Regions from separate parts of the Mus musculus genome. Here region 1 is linked to region 2. The links are chromatin loops, found by intact Hi-C in ENCODE. Cell type or tissue: left cerebral cortex. All regions are shown on one strand. Links, peaks and the distances in the headings refer to the core of each region. The heading gives the core; the rest is flanking DNA. Region 1 overlaps Tafa5 (TAFA chemokine like family member 5). Region 2 overlaps Gm35599 (a long non-coding RNA gene).

Region 1 (12,053 bases), core at 3,187-8,186, 300 kb before region 2:
TTTCCACCTCTGGGCAGTGCCACTTGGGGACCTAGGTGCATGTCTTTTCCCTCTCAGACCCTGCTCACTACGGGTAGTGATCTGCTGAAGACTACCTTCCACGGTTTCCCCATGTCACCTAATTCTCTGGCCAGGTCCATGGGTGTGTCCCAGAGCCAGAGTAGACCCCTTCTCTTCTCGCCCTGCCTTTCTCTGTCCAAGTTGGCATTCAAGCCACACCCACTGCTTCGTTTGTTTCATTCATTCATTCATTCATTCATTCATTCGTATGAATATGTTATGTTGTATGCATATTGTGTGGTATGTGTGTGGTGCATACATGTAAGTGTGTGGGTGTGTATACCCACGGATGCGCGTGCTCATATGTGTGCATGCCAAGGCCAGAGCAAGTGTCCTCCTCCCTCCCTCACTCTCTATCTTATTGCCTTGAGAAAGGGTTTCTCAGTGAACAGGAAGCTCTCAGACTCTACCTTTCCTTGCTTTCATACTTGCTGCGGAATGCTTGTAGAGCAAGCGCTGTTACCCACCAAGCCGTCCCCCGGCAGCCCTGTGCACATGTATCTTTAATGACGGAAGTTTAGGAACTTGATGTTTTAGCTAGCTGCTGGAATTCTTTTCCTGAGATTTGTCTGTGAGCTGGTTTTAAGAATTGTGTAGAGACAGAGTTGTTCCCTGGACCGTTCCGTCCATGTAGCTTCCCACAGAGGAGACCAGTGACTAGAAACACGGAGAGAAAGAGAGAGACGTGGTATTTCACTGTAAAGATCTTGCCTGTTGATGGAAATTCTTCCCAATTTCAGGGCCCAGTGCTTCTTCGTGCATCTTCTGCACCACGCCTCTACACCTCGAAAGTCTCCTGGCTATCTGTTCTTCCATGTGATTCCTTTCTCTGCTGAAGCCTCTGTCAGCTCTCTGAGCAGGATGTGGGTGGGAAGGTCCCTTCAGCTGCCCTCTGTGGACAGAGGAGCTGGCCAGCATCTTTCGTAGTGTCTTTTCCCACCAGCCTGGAAGGACACTGCTCTTCTCTGGAGGGAAAGGCAGCATTGCTAAACAAAAGCCCATTGTCGCTTCTCTGATTCCATGGGTCAGAAGTCTACTTGGTTTTACAGGCTTTCAGGGCTGCTTGGCTCTGGGTAGCAAGCCCTTCCGTTTTCGTACCTCTTCCTCCTCTTTGATCTTTTCTGCCTCCAGACTTTCTAATAGGAGACTTGGACACCTGAGATCTTCTCCCCACATTGTATCACCCCTAGGCCTTTCCTGTGTTCCCCTTCTGTGGGCTCCACCCTGCAAGTTTGCTGACTACTCTCTAGACCTGGCCTTTTTCACCACATAACACAGCCCTGCATCTTAAGACCTGAACACTGTGTTCATCTTAAGCCTATTTTGTCTCCTGGTTTTGTGTGGTCACTATAGTGTTTCCTTATATGTTTTAGCAAGATGATGGAATTTAGGATTATTATAGTTCCTTTCTTCATCCCCAAATCATTTCTGCCTTCTCAGAATTAGCTGTGGAATGTATATTTTCTGCCTCCCTTTTCTGTGCTTGGCTTTTTGTAGATACCTGGTGATCCTGTTTGTCCGGCTCTGTTACATGGGAGGGAAGCTGGAGGTCTACAGCCAGAGAGCAGTAACTGGTCAGTGTTCAGGAAACAGTCAGAATATAGTAAATGGTTAGGGTGTTGTAACTTGTCAACACACGATAAATGATCAGTGTGTAGTGATTGGTTAGGATCTTTAAAGGTCCACAACCAGACAGGGTACAGCAATGACCAGGGTGTAGAATTTGTCAGTGCACAGTGAGGAGTCAATAGGCAGTGACTTCTCTCTGGTATTCAACCTGTGTTCCCTGAAAATTGTGTGTGTGCGTGCGTGCGTGTGTGTGTGTGTGTGTGTGTGTGTGTGTGTGTGCACGCGCATGTGCACACACATAAGCCTCTTTGGAAGTGGGCTTCGAGCCTAGGGCCAAGCAGCCTCCCCCAGAATGGGCTGGCCTGGTGAATATCATATCTGGAGCACTGTAGTGTCCAGACATTTAGGCTATGGTGCATGGAGGTCCTCCCTCCATTCTACCCCATGCCACACCTATTATGTATGCAGCCCTGACTTTCCCACAAGGGCAGGGGTCATGGGCATAATTGGCTAACTGTTGAAGTCTATGGAACCTGTCTTAGAATAATATAAACACACATGAGATCCCTAAGAAAGCCAATTATATTAAATATAGTTATCAAATGTTAAAAAAAATAAAAACCATTTTGAATAAAGGGTATGTTTGCGTCTTTATTAAAGCATTACATGAAAAGCCTAGCTGTAGAATGACTGTAATTTGAAATAATGGTGAACATAAGCAATGTACTGTGATAGCCATAGATCTGTAACTTGATATGAAAATACCTGTGATTTCTGTTGGTGACAAAGTCGCAGTCATGGCTAAACTATTGCGTTTATGCCTTGCATGCCTAATTGAAAGCAGTATTCACTTCTACCTAGAGATACATAAAATAGAAGACCCCCTTCCCTTCTGTCTGGATTCCCATAGCTCAGGTATATGACATAAGGGGATTGTCTCTCTTTGGGCAGCACATCATGGCTTCTTCAGGTAACTGTCCTGGCAGCAGCAGTTATTGGGGTCTAGGGGGTCCAGTCACCTGCATCTTTGGTGATGCAGCTCTTTGGCTAAGTACCCTTCCATTAGCAGGCTCAATGGATGGCTCAAATGGTGTCAACTGTTTGGCATGGTGAGGGAAAGGATACTCTACAGATGGCTCCTCTCTTCTCCCCAGCTCACAGCACCAGAATTTCCTTGGCCTGCCAGCTCTTGAACTTCATTCTGCCACAGTCTAATGTTTTTTTTTAAGGTCTTTTCGTTGTGTCCACAGCCCCTGGTGTCCCTTCCTGAAGCCTGTGGTGGTTCCCACTAGTCAGGTGAATGTGCGGTTGGCTCCTCAGTTTGCACAGTTCACCTGCTCCTCTGGGTGCCAGACTCAGGTTCTTGGCATTTTACCTGTAGTTTCTGTAAAGGGCACCAGCATCACTGACTGCCAGCCCAGTAGGAGGGCTTAGCACCTGGGGGAGGATCCTTTGGGTCTTTAAAATTGGAGATATGCACATGCTATCCAGTGGGAAGGAATTAATTGGTGGGCCATGAATTTCTGTAGGATCTTTCTTTTCCTTTTATAAATTCAGTTTGCAGAAAGATTCCTCAAATGGCTAGTTCTTTTTTAGATAGTGATCAGACTGGGGACAAAGCAAATGTCAGGGGTGGGCCCTCTCTGATTGCAGTCTCTTTGGGACCAAATCTGGGTACATGTGACGAGCACCCACCAAACCCTGGGCCCTTCGAAGTGGAACACACTGCTCCAGGTGAGGTGTGTAGGCCAGCGACCTTGGCAGAGGTCAGGCTTCTCAAGATGGACAGGGCAGGATCCTGAGGCTGCTGCAGGGAAGGCTTTGCCGGAAGATTTGTAGGAGTACTTAAGATGGTAAGGTGGGGGTTATTATTTCATGGAAGGGCTCCAGGGAACTGCTTAAGAGAAAGCCAAGTCCCTCCCATAGTAGATTCTGAATTGTTTAGTTGGTTAGCTGTTACAAGGTTCTTCTGGGTTGGGGTGGGAGTTCTAACTAACAATGTCTCTTCAGGGGTTAGAGAGGGGTGTTAGCAGCCACAGAGACAAATTGCTTTTGAACAGCCCCTCTTCTGCCCAGGTGTGAGCATAGTAAAGTCTGGTCAGTCAGACAGCATCAAGTTTGGTTGACCAGTTGGCTCTACTTCTAATTGTTATCTTGCTACTGCAGACTTCTGTTTCCCCAAGTACACCCTAAGAAGTTTGATCTTTCTGACCTCCAAGAGCCCTTCAGAACTGGCCTCTTTTCTTGCATGACATGTGAAACAGATGAGCCCCAGACCCCAGACAACGCACACCCTGACATGCAACACAGGCTAAGCATAGGTCCCTGGTTTCCTACCCAAAGCTCTGAGCTGAGCATTTGAAATCCGATTCAGGCAAAAGTGCCTTCAGGCCTCCTGTGCTAGTCCTGGTGCTGTTGGCATGGAGGGACCCTCTAAAAAAGGACAGCACTGCCTTTAGCTCTGTGCCTCCAGACACGAATGCCGGCTCTTCCTTGCGGAAGAATAGAGGCGGCGGCAGGGAAATGCCTGCTGGCTTCCTCTGGGGCTGGCTGTGGGCATCCACTGCCTGTGCCATTGGGTGTCCCGCAGCTGGCTGGAGGCGGGCACACAGGAGGCCCAAGATGCAATGTGGTGGTGGGGAAGGCTGTGTGTTTCTGGTCGGCTGTGCTATTTTCAAACCCCATCGAAACCGCCTACGGAGAGCAGCCTGCCCTGAACCTGTCTAGCAGCACGTCAGCCCGCTGGTCCTCCTTGTGGTTCTGCATTCTTCCCAGGACCCGGGGTAGGAGCCGGTTGGGGGCTGGGCTCGCTTCCCCCACTAGCGGCGCCAAACCGGCCGCTCTGCAGTGAGGCCCCAGCGCACCTAGGTGGAGCCCGACCCGCAGTTTTCAGCTGGACCAGCCCCACCTGACCCGCCGGCACGCCAGACGGGGGCGCTGCAGGGCGGCCAGGTCCCCCGGGTCCCCTCCGCGGCCCAGTGCGCATCGGCAGCTCGGCGGCCCGGGCGCTGCACAGACGGCGGCGGCAGGCGCGGGCCAGAGTCCGAGGCAGCGCGGCCTGGCCGCCTGGGCCGACAGAGACCCACGCCGCGCTCCCGTTCCCGCCGCAGCTCGCCAAGACGCCGAGCCGAGCGGCGGGCGCGCGCCACCAGCACCGGAGCAGCAGCGTCCCGCGGGCGGCGAGGCGCGCAGCGTCTCCGGCCCCACCTGTCGGCGCGGCCACCCTCAGCGTCGCCCCCGGCGTCCCCAGCCAGCGCGGGCGGCTCGCGGCAGCGCTGGGCCCGGCCTCGTCCGGGCTGCGGCGGCGGAGGCGCGCTCTCCCGGCTGGGCGCGGAGGCCCGCACCGTCCCGGGCGAGGGGACCAGCCCAGCGGCTCCGGGCCGTGCAAGTTGGACTGCGGCGGACTCGGCCGGGCCGCTCGGGCCCCGGCGGCGGCGATGGTGCTGCGGCTCCTCGAGCGGCGCGCAGCCCCGGCCCTGAAGCTGCCTCTGCGCGGCGGTGGCAGCGGCGGCGGAGCGGCCCCCTAAGCCCCCCGCCGGAGCCAGAGCGGGCAGCGGCGGCGGCGGAGCCGGAGAAGGCGGCGGCAGCGGCAACAGAGCAGTGGAGGAAGGCGACGCCGATCTCTGGCGCGGGGCGACAGGCGACCAGAGCCGGGGCCGCGCCGGACCCCCAACCCGCCGGGCCGTTGCGCAATCCGCGGCCGGTCTGGGCCCTGCTGGCGGCGCGGCTCCGGGGGCGGCGGCGGGGCTGATTCATGGGGCCGCGGCGGCCAGTCCCCCGCTCCCGGGCCCCCGGCGCCCCGCAGCGCGCGATGGTGGCCGAGTGGCCGGAGCGGCGGCCGCCGCGGCCCGAGACTTTCTGCTAACCTCCCCGCCCCCGCCCGCCCCCTCCCCGGCGCCCTCCCCCGCGCCGTCCCCTCCCCCTGCCCAAAAGACACAGATCGCCTCCCGGAGTGGCGCCTCCAGTCGCGGCGGAGCGCGGCGTTGGCGGCGGATGGAGGGCGCGATCGGGCGGCCAAAGCGGCTGCACCCAGCGGGGCGCTGATGCGGCTCCTGGACCTTCGCTGCGCGACTTCGGGGGCGTCGGCCGAGTTGGCACTCCGCGATGCAGCTCCTGAAGGCGCTCTGGGCACTCGCAGGGGCCGCGCTCTGCTGCTTCCTCGTCCTGGTGATTCACGCGCAGTTCCTCAAAGAAGGTAATTGTCCCCGGCGCGCGCGGTACCCTACACTGCTCGCGGCGGCCCCTGCGCGTGATACTGTTTCCAGCACCTTCCAGCGCTGCCAGCGAGGTGGGCCGAGGCTCTGCGGGGCCAGAGTGGCCGATGGCGCGAGCCTTCCCAGAGCCCAACGCTGGATCTGCCGCCCCTCGGTGCCTCTGGGCTCATGGTCGGCGCGGATTAGGTGCGAGCCCGGGCGTGCTGGGGCCTGGCTAGCTCCGGTGTAGTACTGGAGCCCAGGCTTAAGCCCAGGCTGCAGTTGCCATCCCCTGCCCCGCAAGGCTCGGTGGCAGTTGCGCCTACCCGCATGCCATGGACCCTCGGTAGGTGGCACCAGCGCTCCACTTTGGTAGCCTGGCTGAAGCCAGTACTGAGCAGGCCAGGACTGAATGGATTGGGGGCTGGGGATGCAAAGGTTGTCAAGGGGTGAGGACTGGGGAAAACTGCACCCTGTCCCATGCTGCTTTACAGATCAGGTCGGGTACCCACCAGACTTTAGGCTAGGTGGGCAGATTTTTTTATTGCCAGAATGCCTAGAACTTGAGACCACTCAAGTTCTGGGTTCCTTTGCCCTCCTGGCTCCTTCCGGATTGCAGGATTGTCCCATCCAGTTCTCGAGACTTTGCTAAGACTTGTGTAGTACACATTGGACTCTGTGGTCACAGCGGCCCTTTGGGATTCTTTCCATTGGCTTGTTTGGTGTGCCTTGGTAGGCAACAAATAGTGGGCACTCTGAAACTTCTTGCCCTTTATAGTCTTGGTGTCTCTGGGCTCAGCCTGCTCTGGTGGGCACCAACTGTAGGTGGTCCTAGTACCCTTGCACTGGCCATGCCCCTATTGGCTAGCCTTCCCCTAGGTCAGTAGAAAACACTGAGCCCTGGAAAGTACTGGTGCAGATTCCTACAGCTGTTCTCACTACCTCCAGGTTTCTAAGGATGAAGGGGTTGATATTCTATAGCCTCCCTGCCTAATTAGTGATCTCCTGTAGGCTGGGAGCTACCTGGATCCTGGAAGCATTCTGGCCTGCTATACATTGTTAGATCGTTCTCCCTTGATTTCAAGTGCTACTTTGAAGAAAGTAGCTGGTTTTGCTGTAGGTAGGTGAGCCTGCTCATCTGGAGCTTACAGGCTCTTCTTGGAGTTGGAGGCCAGTCTTAGCCTCAAGCTTAGGTCACCTACTTCATGAGTGAGTGGTTCTGCCATGGGCTGGGGTCCCTGCTATTGAGATAACTTTCCGTGCAAACATGAGTCGTTTCCTTCAGCCCCCAAACCCACCCCCAGGGCTGTCCTCAAGTTGGTATTATCTGCTAGACAGCTGTGTGTGTGTGTGTGTGTGTGTGTGTGTGTGTGTGTGTGTGTGTGTGTGTTTGGGGGGAGGGCTGTGGAGAAGACCACATGGTGACATGGTGTGCCACAGACCCCAGGACGTGGGGTCCTTATACGTTGAGACCTTGTTTGGGATACAAGTTCTCTACCCTTTCCACAGCTTCTTTGTTCTCTGGGGTATTCACCAGAGGGACAATCATTGAGCTTAAGGTGTTGGGACTTCTCTGAATTATCCAGCCTGCTTGAGTTATTGTGTTGTGAACAGTCAAAGAGATGCTGGTCATTTAGAGACAGTGGCTGGGTTCCTTCTGCCTGGGATTGGGTGGGAATAAACCAGTCCTGGAGTCTTCTAAGCTATTAGATTTGGTCCTTTGGTCAAGGGGGAAGTTCTTGTGTCCCTGGTGGCCAGGTGTGAGGTCACAAAGGCAGTATGCTCGTTCTGGAGTGGAGGGGAATGTCCCCGAAGGATGGGTTTGCAAGACAGCCCTTTATTTGAAGGAAGCCTAAGCATTTGGTGTGGATAGACCATAGGATATGCATGTTGTGTCGGATGGTAGAGTAAGGGAAGGAGGTAGGGCATGCTGACCATGGGGGTCCTAGGGCAGGAAAGTAGTGTCATGGAGGCTGCTCTTGAGGAAAAGCCCAAGTGGTTACCTCGCCTTCTCTGAGGGAGCTTGTGCAAGCCCCGTTGTCCACTCTGACTTGTTTGCTTCTGGGACCCTGGATCCCAATGTCCTTTGCTGTTTCCTTCTGGCAGAAAGGTCAGGGATGACACCCCTGTGCTTGTTTGTTTGCTTGTTTGTCTCTTTTGGTTTCTGGTATTAGAAGCAGGAGCCTCAGGATAGGCCTTAGGGTGTGCGGTGAGAGGTGGAAGACTGTGGTCTCCAGGGGGGTCCCAGGGCCCTTCTGGGAGGCTTGAGTTGCAAACCGGGATCTGCTAGTACAGAGGGAACTAAGCAGCTTAGACAATTGGGACTTGTTGCCTGGGGATTGAGAAAGAGCTGTATAAATAGCCATTTCCATGAATCTGGTTTTTCTCCCCAAGGGGTGAAGAATGGGGGACCCAGGGAGCCATTTTTTTCCACACTTTCTCTTTTGTGTGCAGATACAGGCTACCCTGTGGCTAATCCATCCCACTCTGGCGGGCCTGCCTTGGAGCGATTGCCAAGATGAATAGGGCTGTGAACCCAGAGAGAGGAGAATTGTGGTCCTAATTGCGGCCCCGGCTTGTCCAGATTCTGTTAGAACAGGTCTTGCTCACCATGCCTACTCAGTGGATGTAGCCAGAGGGCTGGGGGCAGGTGACCATAGCTATAGCATGGGGTTCAAGCATCTGTGAGGTGCCCTAACTACCCTGCCAGCATGTTGCCAGCCTTGCTTGTTTGTGCAGGGTTTGTAGGGACTCTAATTTCTCCGAGCTAGGACAGGTCAGGACAAGGGTGATGTGTCAGGAGCCCTGCTTGGATCCTACTGCCTTATGGGAGCAGGGTGGGTATAGGGTGGAAGATGGAGGGAACAGGAATCTATGCCCATAGCTTTTTTGTATTTATGTGGGACTTGGGACATGGAGTTAGGGTGACAGCTGGGATTATGAACATTCTTGAAATCTTTGAAGCACCCAAGCCAGGGCACAGCAGCACAAGCTCTGGTTTATATGCTTACCTTATAAGCAAACAAAAACAACACAGCGAGACTTGCAGCCCAACCCCGGCTGTCCATAATGCTGCATGGATTTCTGACCTATGGGGCCCAAAAGAGACAGGACCAAGATTCAACCCACCAACCTCTTGCCTGGCAGAGACATCCCTGCGTGTTTCTGTTAGCTGTGGATTTGCAGTTTAACTCTCTATCCTTGTAAATCCTATTGATGCCTAGGCAAGTGTTACATGAGCCAAGCATGCTATCAAAAAGCCTCTTTCTCGGGTTACCACTGAGAGCTTGTGGGGAAGATGAGTGTCTGTGTCTGGCTCCCCCCCCCCCCCTCTATGTCCCAGCATCTTAATTCCCGGGAACTTAGCCTCACCCACTGCTAGCTTCCTCGGCTGCTCCCCGAGCTGACTGTTGATTGAACAAACAGGATTTAACTTTAATTTATTTAGTGAGCTCACTACTTTGGAAGTCAAGTATTATTCTGTGAGCCTGTGTGTTCACACTGAAAGGGACACACTTAACCCTGGGCAGGCATGCAGGGGTGCTAGGTTGTATCTCACTAGAAATCACTAAGTGACCCCATCCCTGCAAGACTGACCCCAATCCCAGGACACTTGGATATCTCTGACATTGGTCAGTTTATTTATTTTTATTTTTAGGGATTTTTGTGTGTCTTTGCATGTGTGTATATGCTCATATGTATGTGTGCCTGTAGAGTTTGTACCTGCATATGTAGAAGCCAGGGGTCAACCTTGGATGTCTGTCTTTAGATGCTGTGCCCCGAAAGCCCCTAAGATAGGGTCTGTCTCTCTCTCTCTCTCTTTCTCTCTCTCTCTCTCTCTCTCTCTCTCTCTCTCTCTCTCTCTCTCTTTCTCTCTCTCTCTCTCTCTCTCTCTCTGCTTTGGAACTCACTGACAAGCTAGGCTGACTGGCCAGTGAGTGCCAGGCTGTCTGCCTCTTCAGTATGAGAATTACAGGCTACAGTTGCAAGCTCAGTTCTTAAATAGGTTTACTTGTTTGTTTGTTAATTTATTTCATGGTTTTTGTGGATCAGAGTCAGGCTCTCTGCCCACTGGCAAGCACTTTATCAATTTTCCCTATCTTCTCAGTTGTAGGCCGTCTTTTGAAAAAAAAAAAAAAAAAAAAGGACAGAGAGCCAGGCATGGTGGCACACACCTTCAATCCCAGTACTCAGGAGACAGAGGCAGGCAGACCTCTGGGAGTTTGAGGCCATCCTGGTCTACAGAGCGAATTCCAGGCTGGACATTCAGGGCTTTTGTTACACAGAGAAACCCTTTCTTAACATACAATACAATGCAATACAATATAATACAGTACAGTACAGTACAGTACAGTACAATAAAATAAAATACAAAAAACAAGACAAACAAACAAAAACAGACAAAGATTTTGAGCAACATACCAGATACTGGTCCTAAGAAATGTTATTTAAAAAAAAATACTTGTTGATGGAGCTGGAGGGATGGCTCTGTAGTTAAGAGCATTGGCTGCTTTGGCCAAGAACCTAAGACCTGTTACTCACTTCCAGAGGATCTGATGCCGTCTTCTGACATCTAAGGGGACCAGTCACACACCACACAGCAAACAGACATACATTCAGGCAAAAATATTAATACAATAAAAATAAAGTTTGGTTTTGCTTTGTTTTGTTTTACAAAATTATTGAATTTTAAAAGTGACTCATTTCTGCTATAAATCCTTCTTTCCCTGGACAGGCTGTGGCAGTGGACAGGCAGGGACAAGTGGAGCCCACTGGGTTTGGGAAGGAACCTGAGGCTGATCAGAGCAGCCTGGTTATTTTTGGTACAGGCTGAGCTGTGCTTGACTCCAGCGTAGATCCCACGATGCATTGAGGGGCCAAAACCTGGGTGTTTAAGGAAAAAGCTTTTGCAGACCTGTGTCCTCTTGAGCTTCCAGAGCCAGTCTGCATCTCACATCCTCTCCAAAATGGCTCAGGGCTACATGTAGAGGGTCCCGTGGATCTCAGGGCTCCACAGTGCTTTCTTCTCCATCCTTCTCCACAAGGTATGTGAGAGGGCAGGGCATGTGCCTTCCCCATGCCCAACGTCTGCTTCTCCCTAGCCCTCCTGTAGACTTTACTGAGAGGCCAGGTAAGCAGGCCAACAGCTTGCTAGAGAGGGATGGGATTGGAAAAGCATCGCAAGAACCATCTCCTTTATCATCATTTACTATCACTTCCTGTGTGACACAGAATCTAAATAAAACCCACATTCACCATAATAGGATTCTCATCTGCCGAATGTCTGACAACTGTAAAAGTTAAAACACGAAGGGGCTGGTAATGGAAGTGACTGCACATGGGCTCACCGTGGCTTGCCAGAAGCCGCAATTTCCCAGCTCTCCAGCACAGAGGCCAAGGGGAAGACCCTTGAGAGACAGTAGCAGCAGGGATGAGCTGTGCTAGGGTATCTAAACAGACTGTCCACTTGGGAACTAGCTGCATCGTTACAGAGCAGGTCTTCCCTGTGCATCTTGGGAAACTCAGTCTTCTATCTCGTTTTTGACATAAACTCGGTATTTGACAGCCGGGCTCAGTCCTGGGCTCTGGTGAACTGACTGCTTGTTCTGCCCAGGCAGTATGTGGAATGTGCACATAGGTGGTATGGATATTTGTTAATATACAGGGTGTCAGAGGGGGAAGCCTCAGGATGTCCACTGCTGACCTTTTCATAAGTAAGGTGTTTGTGTTCATGCATATCATTATATATTAATTAAATACGAAGATGTTTATATCATACGTAATTTGCATAAGCATATAAATTCATGAGCATGTATTATGGAGTTGATTAAAAAATACAGCTGCGTAATGAGGGTGGGATGGAGGGTTGCTCCTTCTCCTTGTCTCTAGACAAGTGGATCCATGGGTGCTGTGTGAATGCCAGAGCCCCCTCTGGCCCGAGCATACATGAAATCCTCACTGTGACTCATAGGATTACAAGTCTGCCTGTGGCACATGGATGCCAGCACACATTTTCTTTACTAAGTGGGGTCTGTCTGCCCCTTCTGATCTCTTTCCTCCATCCATGGGCCCCATCCTGCCTGTGTTGCAATCTCTCTCTACAAGGCTTCTCTTTTCCTTTCACTTGGATATCATCTGTAGCTTAACTTACCCTTGTCCAGGGTGCATGGCACTGTAGCTCTTGAGTACACACATTTGTACAAACCAGGTACACACAACATATATACACAG
Region 2 (12,053 bases), core at 3,686-8,685:
ATGTTCTACACAGAATTCTTAGACTTGACACAAAAATCACCTATCTGAAATGGGGAAATTGAACCTTATCAGAATCTATATCACTTCCTTTGAAAAAGATTATTCGAGGTGCAGGGAAAGGTGGGAAAATGTTTCCAAATGGTCAGGAGTCTGACCAGATGTCAAGTGAGCTCTCAAAATTCATCATAAGATGTAATTGAATTAGGGAATGGACATCAGACCTGGTGTTTCGGTTATTTCTTCTGATTTCAGGTCAGTCTCCAGTTCTCTCAATGAAAACCACAGGTGACATTTTCAGTTGTCACCAGAGTCACGCCTCATATGACGAAGTGGAATGGATCAAGGACAATCCACTGCAGTAATGCAAGACAGTGAGGACATGGTTCAGCAAGCCAAGTATTTGCCTCACTGGGTTCAGGGCCTGAGTTTGCTCCTCAGAATACATGTAAAGATGTCCTATTGTATACCTATAATTAAACGGCTGGGGAGGCAGAAATAGGCTGACCTCTGGGACTCAATGGTCAAGCAGCTTAGTGAAGTTAGCTAGCTCCCAGGCAATGAAGAGACCTTGCTTCAGAAACTAAGTGGGTGGCACCTGAAAGACATCAAATGAATTTGACCACTAGCCTCCATAGGCACACATGTGCACCCACATACACATTTATAAGCAGAGATTAGCTTCTGGAGGTACCATGGAGGGGAGAGCCATGTGCTATCCCAGATGGATGTAGAAGAATGATGTGGTTAAAACTCTGTCATCTCCATGCCTTGTTTGGGTTACTTTGTATGCTGGGTGCCAAATGAAGGATGACCAGCCCTGGTAGACAGTGTAGGATGAGAGCAGCTAGTGGATGTGAAAGGTGGCTCCTTTGAGATACATCCTTACCTCAGAGCAGTTAGAATGCATTTGCAGGAAGGACATCTTTCAGAATTATTAGAACTAACCACATCACTTAGGACAGCTCTATGAAGACCTCATCACTCAGACACTAAACAGAGATGACCCTCAGGAAACAGGCCAGGCCTCCATGGAGAAGTGAGTCTAGGGTTTCTCTGTTCCAGGACCCTGCTGGTCCTCACTGTAAGACTCTATATCTGAAGCTCTTGAGGTAGAAACTGACAGACTCTGGATAGGCTCAGTAGTGAAATGAGGGTTGTGGGGGTGACTATGAAAGGGGAAATTATAAAAGCAATAATGCTTTGGAAGCTCTATGTCTGTTTACACATGAGCCCAAAATGTTTGGACTTCTCTATTTGACCCCAGACAGGTAGTAGTGCCATCAGTAGGCTGTATGTCTTTCTGATGGAATGTAGGACAGACCCTAGCAACTGAGGAGGTCTTGTGACGAGGCCACTTGGGGGCTACCAAACAGGTAGCCTGAGGTCCATGGCACTGAGCAAGTGGCCTGGTGTCCTTGGTCACTGAGGATCACTAAATGAATCCAGAAGTCAGAGGTGAGGAATCCTTGTGGGATCCCCACAAAGGTTCCTTGAGTGAGAACAGTGTAGGAGGGAAGAGGGTTACAAGGGACAGGCTACCTGCCCATTTTGGAGGGGGCGGAGCTAGAGCTGAGAAGGTCAAGTGCTCCCCCATTCTTGGATTTTTGTTGAGATAAAACAAATCCAAGTGCACAAATTTGCCCTGCAGTTCTTCTCTGCTGTCCTGTCCTGTCCCAGGAGGTTCAGACTATCAGTGGCTGTATTACAGTTGGTAGGGTCTGCCGTATTCCATCATAAACATCTGTCTTAGGGGTCTAGGCACTGACTGCAGCCAAGGGATGAAGGCTGGGGCAGAGGAAGATAAGAACTTCCTTTTCCTAGTTAATTCCAAGTGCTTCCTCCTCTATAATTTCCTCTGTGAAACGAGATGTGTCATGTCACCTGACCAAGATAATGCAAGGCTATCTATGGCTTCCACGATCACTAATGCTTGACCTGGGCATCCAGGTGGACAGTATGGTTGGTGCTAAAAGCCCTCAGAAGAACAGCAGGCCAAGCAAGGCTAGGGCTGGGCCATATACTGGGAGAAGGATGTCCAGTTAGTGCCCAATAATGAAATCTCTGCCAGGACTATTTGTTAGACAGAACATAATTTAAAAGTTGGTGACCACAAAGAATTCGTGTAGGTGGCACGGTGTGGCCGTGGCTTGTGAGGACTCTAGGGCTGTGTGTGATCATTTCTTGGCCTTCAACACCCTCCCTGAATGAGGCATGCTGGGAACTCAGGCACTGTTTCTGGGTACAGCAGCACTGAGGAGCTAATCTCAAGCCCAATAGGATCTGACCTCTCCCTTTGACTATCCCACTTGGCTTGGTTCTCCCAGAGGCCAGGCTTGCCCATCACATAGCCAAAGCCCCACGTGTCTGCAGTTACTCCTGGTCCCTCTTGACGATGTTCACCAGAGTCCTGATCTTTCTAGGGATGCCTTTCTAGTCCCACCACAGGCGATGTAATCTGCCCCCAGAGTTCTATCAGCAAGGTCTTCAGTCCGCATAGGAAGCCTCAGCATAGGACTGGGTCTCAAGACTGTGCAGTGTCACTTCTGGTCCCCTTAATGAGGAGGGAGCTACCCTGCCAGTGCTTCCAAGATCCACAGAGCCCAGTACTGAAAGGGTCTTGATGATGAATATGGTTGGTCACAGGCACATTTGGAATCTAGAATAAATATCATGAACTTACAGCTGTTCAGTGGCTAAGTGACTTTCAGGAGCCACTCGGAAGGATGACACTCAGCACACTATGTGTGAGTCACCTGGGTGTGCACGGTAGGAAGCTGAAGCTGTGCATCAGCTCCTAGGTCCACAGAAACTTCTGGAAGCTGTCTTGCTGCACCCTGGGACAGAGGACGACATTCTCTATAGAGTCTATGCTAGGTTCCCATGACTGCGGGGCTGGTCTTCTGGGTCCTTGGGACCTCCATTGTCAAGCTCTACTTCTGTGCTCCAAAGCTCTCTACAAAGAACTAATGCTGTTGGTGACCCAAAGCTGCCCTCTGGAAGACAGCATCAGGGGCCCCCAAGGCCTCCAGCCACACACCTCACAGCCTTGCCCTCTGGAAACTCTGCTCTCTACTGCACCAGCACCTTCAACTCTCGTGTTAAGCAGACTCTGCTCAAGTTGAGGTATTAGACCCCAGTCTCCTCATCTCATGCCGTGGGATCTCCAATCGGGTCACCTGGGTGCAGGGCAAAGCACACAACTGAGGTTCCAGACCTTTCTCTGTCCATGTTTCCTCTAAAGTTGTCTACTGGCTAAGCTGCCCACAACATACTTCTCACACCCTTTCTATGAAAGCATCTTATCTGTGGCATACGGAGGCCGGTGCGTCATCGGATGGCCACACCTCATACATCTGGGTTCTATCTAAACTGCCAGAACCAGATTTTGATAGAAATTGTAAAATAGCTTATTTTGTATTGATCTAATTAACCAGAGTCAGGCCATTTTTCACAGACTGGTACCTAACTGGAAGGGCTCAGTAGGACTATCACCTTACCTCTAAATACCTTCACTTATCTCAAGGCTGACAGACTGTCTTTGGGAAATTCAAGGTTCTTCTTCTTCTTCTTCTTCTTCTTCTTCTTCTTCTTCTTCTTCTTCTTCTTCTTCTTCTTCTTCTTCTTCTTCTTCTTCTTCTTTTTCTTCTTCTTCTTCTTCTTCGGACAATTTTTCCATGATTAAAATAGAGAGGAGCTGACCCTGTCAAGTTCCCTTTGTCTTTTCGTGACCAGAGAAGAAAGTCCATGTGACTAAAGCTGGGGAACAATTTTCCTCCTTACACACTGAAAGAAGAAGAAGAAGAAGAAAGCAATTCAGGGTGCTACGGAAGGAGCCTGCTGGCTGAACTCCAGCGGGGCTGCAGTCTATGCCTGCCGCTTCTGGGTGTTGCTTTGCGGAGGAGCTGAGGCTGAAGCCTTCGCTGCTGCAAGTTCTGAGTACACTTGCCAGCTCTCCGGGGAGCCTCCTAAATGCCAATTGAACAAAAAGAGGTTTTTCTAATTAGCAAAATAATTAAGACAATTGGAAAAAAAGCACACAGCTCTGAGAGTTAGAAGCGGGGCCTGCTGGGAAGGAGGCTGGAGATTCTTGACGTGTGGTCGGTTCCAACACAGCATCCAGGGAAGATGGGAAGCCAGCAAAAAGATGGCCAGAGAGACATCTCTGTTCCCAGCGCACCCTATTTCGGGCCTCTCCAGAAAGTTCCTAATCAAGGCAGGTAATAAAGTTTTGCGGGAAGCTTGGTGGAAACAAGGGCAAGGACCCCTGATAGGCAGGACCTTCCTTCAAGAGTGTGCGCTCCTGCACACACATACAGACACACACATAGAGACACACACACAGACCCACACACATACACCACACACACAGACACACACATACACACAGACACATACACACCACACAAACACACACAGACGCACACATATTACACACACATTCACACACACACACACATACACACAGACACACACTCAGACACCACACACACACAAACACACACACAGACACCACACACACACACAGACACACACACAGACACACACACAGACACACACACACACACACTCTCAGTCCTGCATTTGTTCACACCCGAGGACAGCAAGAGCCTGAGTAAAAGCTGAAGGCCCATTAGGTCCTGACTTGGTGGATCCATGTGGGGCTCACATCACTGTCGCTTGCTTGCTTGTAGACCCAAAGCCAGGGCTCTGAGGTTGCCCCTTGCTTTTCACTTGGTACCAGGAGCAGAAAGGGTTTATGATCAGCCCCCTTCTCTCAGGGTTTCTCTCTGCAGAAGTATACATTGTGATAACCTGTACAAGCCTCATCTCCCCTCTCAGCCTGGGCTCTTCCTGTGTCTATGACTCATTCCTTCCCAGCCCACATTGTCTATGATCTTGGTGCTACATGCCTTCTCTGCTCAATCCCACAGTAGGGGACACATGGGAGCACCGGGTGGTTCTCCCCATGTTTCACAGATCCACACAAGTAGGTGTGGTTCACATCCCTCTACTCAAATCTTAGCCTACATATCAGAGGCAGTACCCTGAGAATAATGTGGGATAGACAGCCCGTCTGGTCTGCCTGGTGACAGGTCTGGGGCTTAGAGTTGGGATGCAAAGGGAGCCTGCTCTCGCACCCCTCACCCCAACCACTGTTTCAGTGACCAATGCTAAGATTTACCACGGTGGTCGTGGACTAGGAAGCCCAGGAAACACAGACAGCATGGTCCTACACTGAGAACAGGCAGGTGTGTGCAGAGCAGCTGTGTGATGCTTCTTATTTCATAGAAATCCAAAGTGTTGTGCTGAGGCTAAGCAGCAGGGAGTGCTGATGGGGCAGAGCGGATCGGATCTAACTCTTGCAGCAGAAGACAAGGGTAGGCTCTGAGGGTGGGGTTGAGAGCTTAGCAAACACTGAGTGGTCCTTAGAACAGAGTCAGCCTGATAAACTTTTAGGGATAAACAGGGGCTGGTAGGGCATTGGGAGCTTTGAAATGCAGCCTCAGCCTTGGTCTGCTCCCATGAACAGAAAGGGGGAAGGGACGCTGTGGCTTCAGAGCTGTGAATATTCGACTTAAAAATCCCAAGAATCAGGGAGCAAACCGCAAAGATGTATACAAGGCCAATGCCCAGGACAAAATGCTGGTGCCCACTGGCAAAATCAAGAAAGCCTTTTGTGGAGGCAAAGAGCTGTCGGCTCCCCATGCAGACACAAGGATGGGCAAGAAGGGTACAGCGCCCCCTGCAGGCCATAGAAGAACCGTCCGACTCAGATCCACAAGGCTTCAGGTAGGGGGATACTGCCTTGGGAAGGGACACCGTGTAGAAGAGGGAGGAGGGGCCATGGCACCACCAATAGTGTCAGAGCCACTGGTTTTCACGTGGAAAAACTATATAAAATCCACCTTCGGCTTATATTAATACAAAGGCAAGTCTCAAGTGGGTGGGTGGCTGGGTGTAAGAGTGAAACATTAAAATACTCAGAAGAATGTAAGAGATTCTATCTTTATGACCGGAGCTAGCTAAAGATGTGTCAAAAAGACCTAAGAAGCCTGCCTTAAAAAAATAAAAATAAAAGATTGATTCATTCAACAGCACAAAACTTTGAATTTCTATGGAACAAGGAGCCTCAGAGACCATAATTACAACCATGGGTCTGAGGAAGACACAGCCGGGTGAGCTGGCGCAGTGTGACAGACTCTATAAAAACCCTTCCAAGGAAATGACATCACCAAGCAAAACCCCTGTACAAAGGTGTGAGCAGACTTCTCACAGGAGGGAGAGAAGAACGAGCCAATGATACCTTGTAAGTCCAAAAATATCCAGTAAAAGAATATAACTGTCAGGTGATGGAGCTTAGAAGGTGGCTCAGTGGTTATGAGCACTGGCTATTCTTGTGGAGGACCTGGGTACGGTTCTCAGTACTTACTGAGTAGCTCATGACCACCTGAAACTCCAGCTCAAGGGGATCCAACACACACCGTGACACATGCATAGAGGTCAGAGAATAATTTTCAGGAGTTCTTTTCTTTCACCATAAATCCTGAGAATCAAGCCCATGCTGTCACGACTTGAACGGCAAGTCTCTTTACCCTCGGCTATGATTAAGTTTCTATCACTGTGAGCAAACACCATGGCCAAAGGCAACCCGGAGTTGGGAAGGGGTTTATTTGGCTTTCAGGTCATACATCTATCATTGAGAGAAGCTAAGGCAGGAGATCAGGGCAGGGACATGGAGGCAGGAGCAGAAGCAGATCCCATGGAGGAGTGCTGCTTGCTGGTTTACTCCCTGTGGCTTGCTCAGCTTGCATTCTTATATAACCCAGGACAGGCTGGGCCCTCGCAAGTCACTCAATCAAGAGAAGGCCTCACGGGATTTACAGAGGCCAGTATGGCGGGACCAATTTTCTAAGGTTGTTTCTTCCACTTCCCAGGTGACTCCAGATTGTTTCAAGTTGACATAAAATTAGAAAGCACTCCCTCTAAGACACCATGTCTTATCTTGTCTTTTCTTCTCTTTTCTTTTCTCTCTCTCTCTTTCTCTTTCTTTTTTCTTTTTTTTTCAGAGCTGGGTTCCGTGTGGAAGCCGAGAAAACTTACTTCAGTTATAGAAGCTCAAAAAGGAGAAAACTCACTTCAGATCCGGAAGCTTAAAAATTGAAAGTTTTTCTTTGTGAGAGCTCAGGGAGGTGGGTATGAACCACATCCCCAAAGGGAGACTGTACAGCATTTTTAAAGGATGGGAGCACAAGGCAAGGGGAGGGAGAACTGGGAGGAGCTGGAGTGTTAGTCAATTGGTTTTTGACATTATGGGTTAAGCAAGGGAGTACCAGTTGGAGACTGGGCTGTCTCCAGGGCACCTGGCTTCAAGGTCCTGAAACCATTCTCTTAGACATTAGGTCCGTGCACAGAGTGATAAGGGGACAAAGGAGTGGATGAGTGCATGTAGTTAATTGGGGCACACAGGCAATCGGTTATATATTTTTACAACGTATGCACCCTGGTTTAGATAATAGCAATTTCTATATTCTTTACTGGTTAACAGATAAGTAAGAAAACATTTGGGAAAGTAGGGTAGGTGTTCATTCTTAGGCCTGGGATTAGGATCTTGTTTGACTGTGCCAACAAGATGGAGAAGTTGTTCTTGAGATGGCTAAACTTAGACAACTGTCTCCTTACAAGTTGTCTCTGAGATGTCTGGACTCAGACTGCTGTTTATAACAGAAGCTGTTCAGTTTTGGGGAAGTCTCCAGCTCCCTGAGGGCCTGGGACCTTGAATTTAGTTTCTCCCTCTGATTAAATGGAGTCTGCAAATGAAAGGTAGCACTTAGAATAAGTTTCTTTTGTTTGTTCCCAACATTACTGTGGTGGTTTGTATGTGCTTGGCCCAGGGAGGGGCACTGTTAGGATGTGTGGCCTTGTTGAAGGAAGTGGGTCACTGTGGGAGTGGGCTTTGAGAGAGCATCCTCCTAGCTGTGTGGAAGCCAGTCTTCCCTGTTTGCCTTTAGAACAAGATGTAGAACTCTCAGCCCCTCCACCACCATGCCTGCCTGGACGATGCCATGTTCTGGCCTTGATGACAATGGACTGAACCTCAGAACCTGTAAGTCAGCCCCAGTTAAATGTTTTCTCTTGTAAGAGTTGCCTTGGTTATGGTGTTTCTTCTCAGCAATGGAAACCCTAACTAAGACAATAACCATTGTAGGTAAGCTCCACATCACTGGGCTACAAGGTCTGCACCTTCCATATCTCAGGAAGACAAAGTGCTGTGATCTGGGGAGCTTTTTATAGCTTTACACTCTAAAGTTGCTGTTGGTCACATACCAAAGGAAGGAGCCTGAAAAGAAGGCAGGGGAAGCCAAAAGGAATCTTTCTTGTCCTTTATGCATGTTCCCTCCAATACTGAGGGAAGAGAAGAAGAGACACAGGGGCTTCCCAGGTTGAAGAACCTCCCACTTTTGGGCAGGGCTTTGCTTTCTCTTCTAGAGTTTCTTTCTTGATTGGTCCTTATATATAACTTCATTTTATATGCATATGCTCAGCCAATCAGAGCCTTGGCTCTTGGCTGCCTCCTGGCTCTGTCTGGGGGTCTAGATCCAAGTCTCTCCTGAGGACAGCAGGCTTGTCGGACAACCCTCCTGAAGAAGACTATTTCTGCCTCCAAGATCCATCACTTGTGCAGCATGTGGGGAATCTTGCTTAGATTCTTGCCAGTCCTGCTACAGACAGAGAGACCTACTTATCACTCCTGCTCTGAAAGATGCTGCTTCTAACTCCTGCAGAAGAGAGCTCATTCTTGCTCTTAGGAACCAACCATCTCTACTCCTAAGGCACACCAGGGACTGACTCACTGAGGACTTAGCAAAAGCAAAAAACACATTCCTGCCTTGGGGATAAAAACCTACCATCTTTGCTTTCCAAACCTACCATCTATACTCACTCCTTAAATACCCGTTCTCTGGTGGTATCCCAAGGTCCCTTCCCATGAGCCAAGAGCTCAGAACTGTTGCTAGGATCCCTGAGTTGGCATCTCCAGGTCTATGAGGAATTGATAGGACACTCACAGCTCCTCTTTTTTGATATCTGAGCCAGTTTGCTTTCTATTGTTGTGATAAAACAATATGATCAAGTGCTACTTGAAGAGGTTTTGTTGTTATTTGGTTTTTGTTTTGTTTTCTGGTTACAGTCCATCATGGAGGAAAGTCAAAGCAGGAAGTCAAGGCAAGATGTCAGGGGAAGGAACCCAGAGGCAGAAATGGAGGAATGCTGCTTACTAGATTGCTTTTCATGGCTTTCTCATCCTGCTTTTTGATACAACCCAGGACTCCCCCTGCCTAGGGGTTCCATCACTCAAAATGACTTGAGTCCTCCCATACCAATTAACAATCAAGAAGCCATCACAAAGTCTTGCCTACAGGCCAATATTATGGAAGTGTTTTCTCAATGGAAATTCCCTCTTCTCAGATGAGCCTTGCCCATGTCAAGTTGACAGAACGAACCAGCACAATTGACTCTCTATCAACTTGACACAAACACACCATTGTTAAATGCTTGCTAGAAGTTTCTTTCTTGTTTGTTACCAAGGCTGCATGTTAATATCGCAATATAAAACATGTCTCCAAGTTTTCCGAGTCCCACAGTCTTTAAAAGTTCAGTCTCTTTAAAATAGCTAAAGTCTCCCTAATAATTCAAAGGCTGTCTAAAATTCCAAAGTCTCTTTAACTGTGGGCTCCCAACAAGTAAAACAATAAGTTACACATTTTTTTTTAATTCCAAGAAGAACCCAGCACAGTTACAAACAAAATCAAAATTCAACAGGGTAGAAAGTGTGTTGCTTGGTGTGTGGAAACCACTCACAACCCTTTGGGTTCCAAAGGGTCTGGGCAACCCCTCTTCTCTGCCTTTGCCATCTGCAACAGATTCGGCTTGTCTTGTAGGTGAGAAATGGCTCCACTCCACACCTGCCATTACCCTTGGTCAACTGACTGTCCTTCACCAGTAGTTTTCCCTGTTCTTTCACAATGCCAAGCCTCATCTGCTTTCCATGACCCCTTAAATCCTGCAGCTTTCCTCCTGCCCAAATCAGTACCACGTGGGAGACTCTTACATTTTTTACAAATCCAGTCGCCGGCGTGAGTTGTAGCTCTGGCTCCCTCCAGACTACAGTTTCTGTGTGCTGAACTTGAGGAAATACTTCGCAGATTTTTGTCTCAACAATTCTTATCTCTTCTTGATCACAGTTAACTCTTCAGCTTCAACTGATCAGATGCCACAGATAATACAAGAATACACAAATGGCTCTGAGAGATACTTTGAGGAACTCTCAGACTCCTGAACTTTATGAGCCAGGTCACCATTATCTGCATTGTTCTCAACATTACAAGTTCCCACAGCAGCTCATTAGGCTCCGGATGCTCAGAATGTTCCAGCCCAAAGTTATAATCACGTTCACAATCCTCCCCCAAACAACATGTCCACTCCTCAGGAGGTCTGCTATAGTGCTGAAGTTTTTTTTTTTTTTTAATCTCTTATGTTCCTCCCCCATTCCCCAAATGTCTGAGTTCAGGCATTTCTTAGAACATTGTGTAGTTAGCATTGGCCAGTGTCAACCCTTACCCTTCCAGGGCACTTGGGGCAAGCAGGAGTGACTCAGAGGTAGTGATACCCAACTTCTGCTACCAATTTCTCTTCTAGCTTTGTTTCTGTTGTTTTGTTAGAACTCCATGAGAAAAAACAACTTGGCAGAGAAAGAGTTGATTTGGCTTACAAGTAATAGCTCATCATGGAGGAAAGTCAAGGCAGGAGCTCAGGGCAGGTCCCTGGAGGCAGGAACTGAAGCAGAGATCATCAAAGAATGCTGTTAACTGGCTTGCTCTCCAGTTTATTATTTGTATATGTGTCTTATAGCTTCAAGGATTAACTGCCCAGAGATAGTACTGACTACAATAAATGGGGCCTTCCCACATCGACCAAGGTCATGTGGAATTGCCTACTTGTTAGTCTTATGGTTTTATTAAGCCATTCTCTCAAAGGAGATTCTATCTTCCCAGGTGGCTCTCACCTGTGTCAAGGTGACAAAAGCCCAAGAAGCAGAGTGTCTTGCCACTAGGAGTCTCAGATATCTGCCTTTTCACTTGTGGCTCCCTTGTGGGTAAATTGTCCTCTTCTGCTCACTCTTCAAAATCTGTCAACTCTATTTTTTAGGCCTTTGAGGTGAGAATTCAGGATAAGAGAATAAACTTGTATCGCAAGACAGAAGGGAGCTTTCTAAAAGCACAAGAAATAGTGGAAAAACTCCATATAATTATGAAGGCCAGGCTTGGGAATGCACATCTGTGGTGACACTAGGTCACCAACTCCTGGACTCTTGGCTATTACATTGTTTACAGATAGCCTTTTAGGTAGCACCATTTTTCATATTCCATGATGCCCGCTGGTTCCAGCAAACCCATCTCTATTCTAGGTCAGTAACAAGAAAAAGCAAAAACAGACAGAAAGATGCTAACCCCATTTGAAGGACACTTACATCGTTCCCATTAGTCTCTCACTTTGTGATTCAGGTTTCAACTCTCTCAGGCCATACCTAACTATGAAGAAAGATGGAGGACTGATATCTTGGTGAAGGGCATCTGTTCTTAGGTGTTCTGTTACCCAGAAGGAGTGGGCATGTCTAACATAAACTTCAGGCATTTCCAGGTCTATTTGTGTGTTGGGAATGGACTGGGCATGGTGGGAGACCAGCTGGAGCTGCACTTCTACCCTGGGATACCAGCAAACACAGCTCCTTGTCACCACAAATGCCAAGGAACAGAGGCTGGAACTGAACATCTAACCATGTTCTAGGGAGATCCGAGTTTAATACTTGTCCTAGTTAGGGTTCCCAATACTGAGAAGAGACATCATGACCAAAGTAATTTTTGTAAAGCACAACATGTAATTGGGGCTGGCTTATAGGTTCTGAGGTTTCGTTCACTATCATAATGGTCGGAAGGATGGTAACATCCAGGCAGGCATGGTGCTGGAGGAGCAGAGAGTTCTACATCTTCTTCCAA

What was found. A loop is a pair of places that touch in the nucleus more often than their neighbours do. Peaks named below come from ENCODE experiments on the same cell type or tissue, not always from the same donor. Only the 100,000 strongest peaks of a DNase experiment are listed, where the experiment ranks them.
Region 1: it touches region 2 in a loop (5-fold over the local background); 4 of 42 quality-filtered maps call a loop at or near these places.

The regions. Positions count from the first base shown.
Region 1 is chr15:87,619,663-87,631,715 of GRCm38, forward strand. The region is part of intron 1 of Tafa5 (TAFA chemokine like family member 5); the gene reads left to right. Among named protein-coding and RNA genes, the nearest start is that of Tafa5, 81 kb to the left of the region's middle. In left cerebral cortex, for the core only: CTCF peaks have their summits at 4,506 and 6,165; DNase peaks (open chromatin) are centred at 4,481, 5,233, 5,840 and 6,160; H3K4me3 peaks cover 3,461 bases; H3K27ac peaks cover 1,898 bases.
Region 2 is chr15:87,918,354-87,930,406 of GRCm38, forward strand. Gm35599 (a long non-coding RNA gene) reads left to right here. Exons shown (of 12, transcript XR_003951504.1): 11 at 7,068-7,190. Among named protein-coding and RNA genes, the nearest start is that of Gm35711, 110 kb to the left of the region's middle. In left cerebral cortex, for the core only: a CTCF peak has its summit at 5,746 (motif pointing left); DNase peaks (open chromatin) are centred at 3,890, 4,928 and 5,717.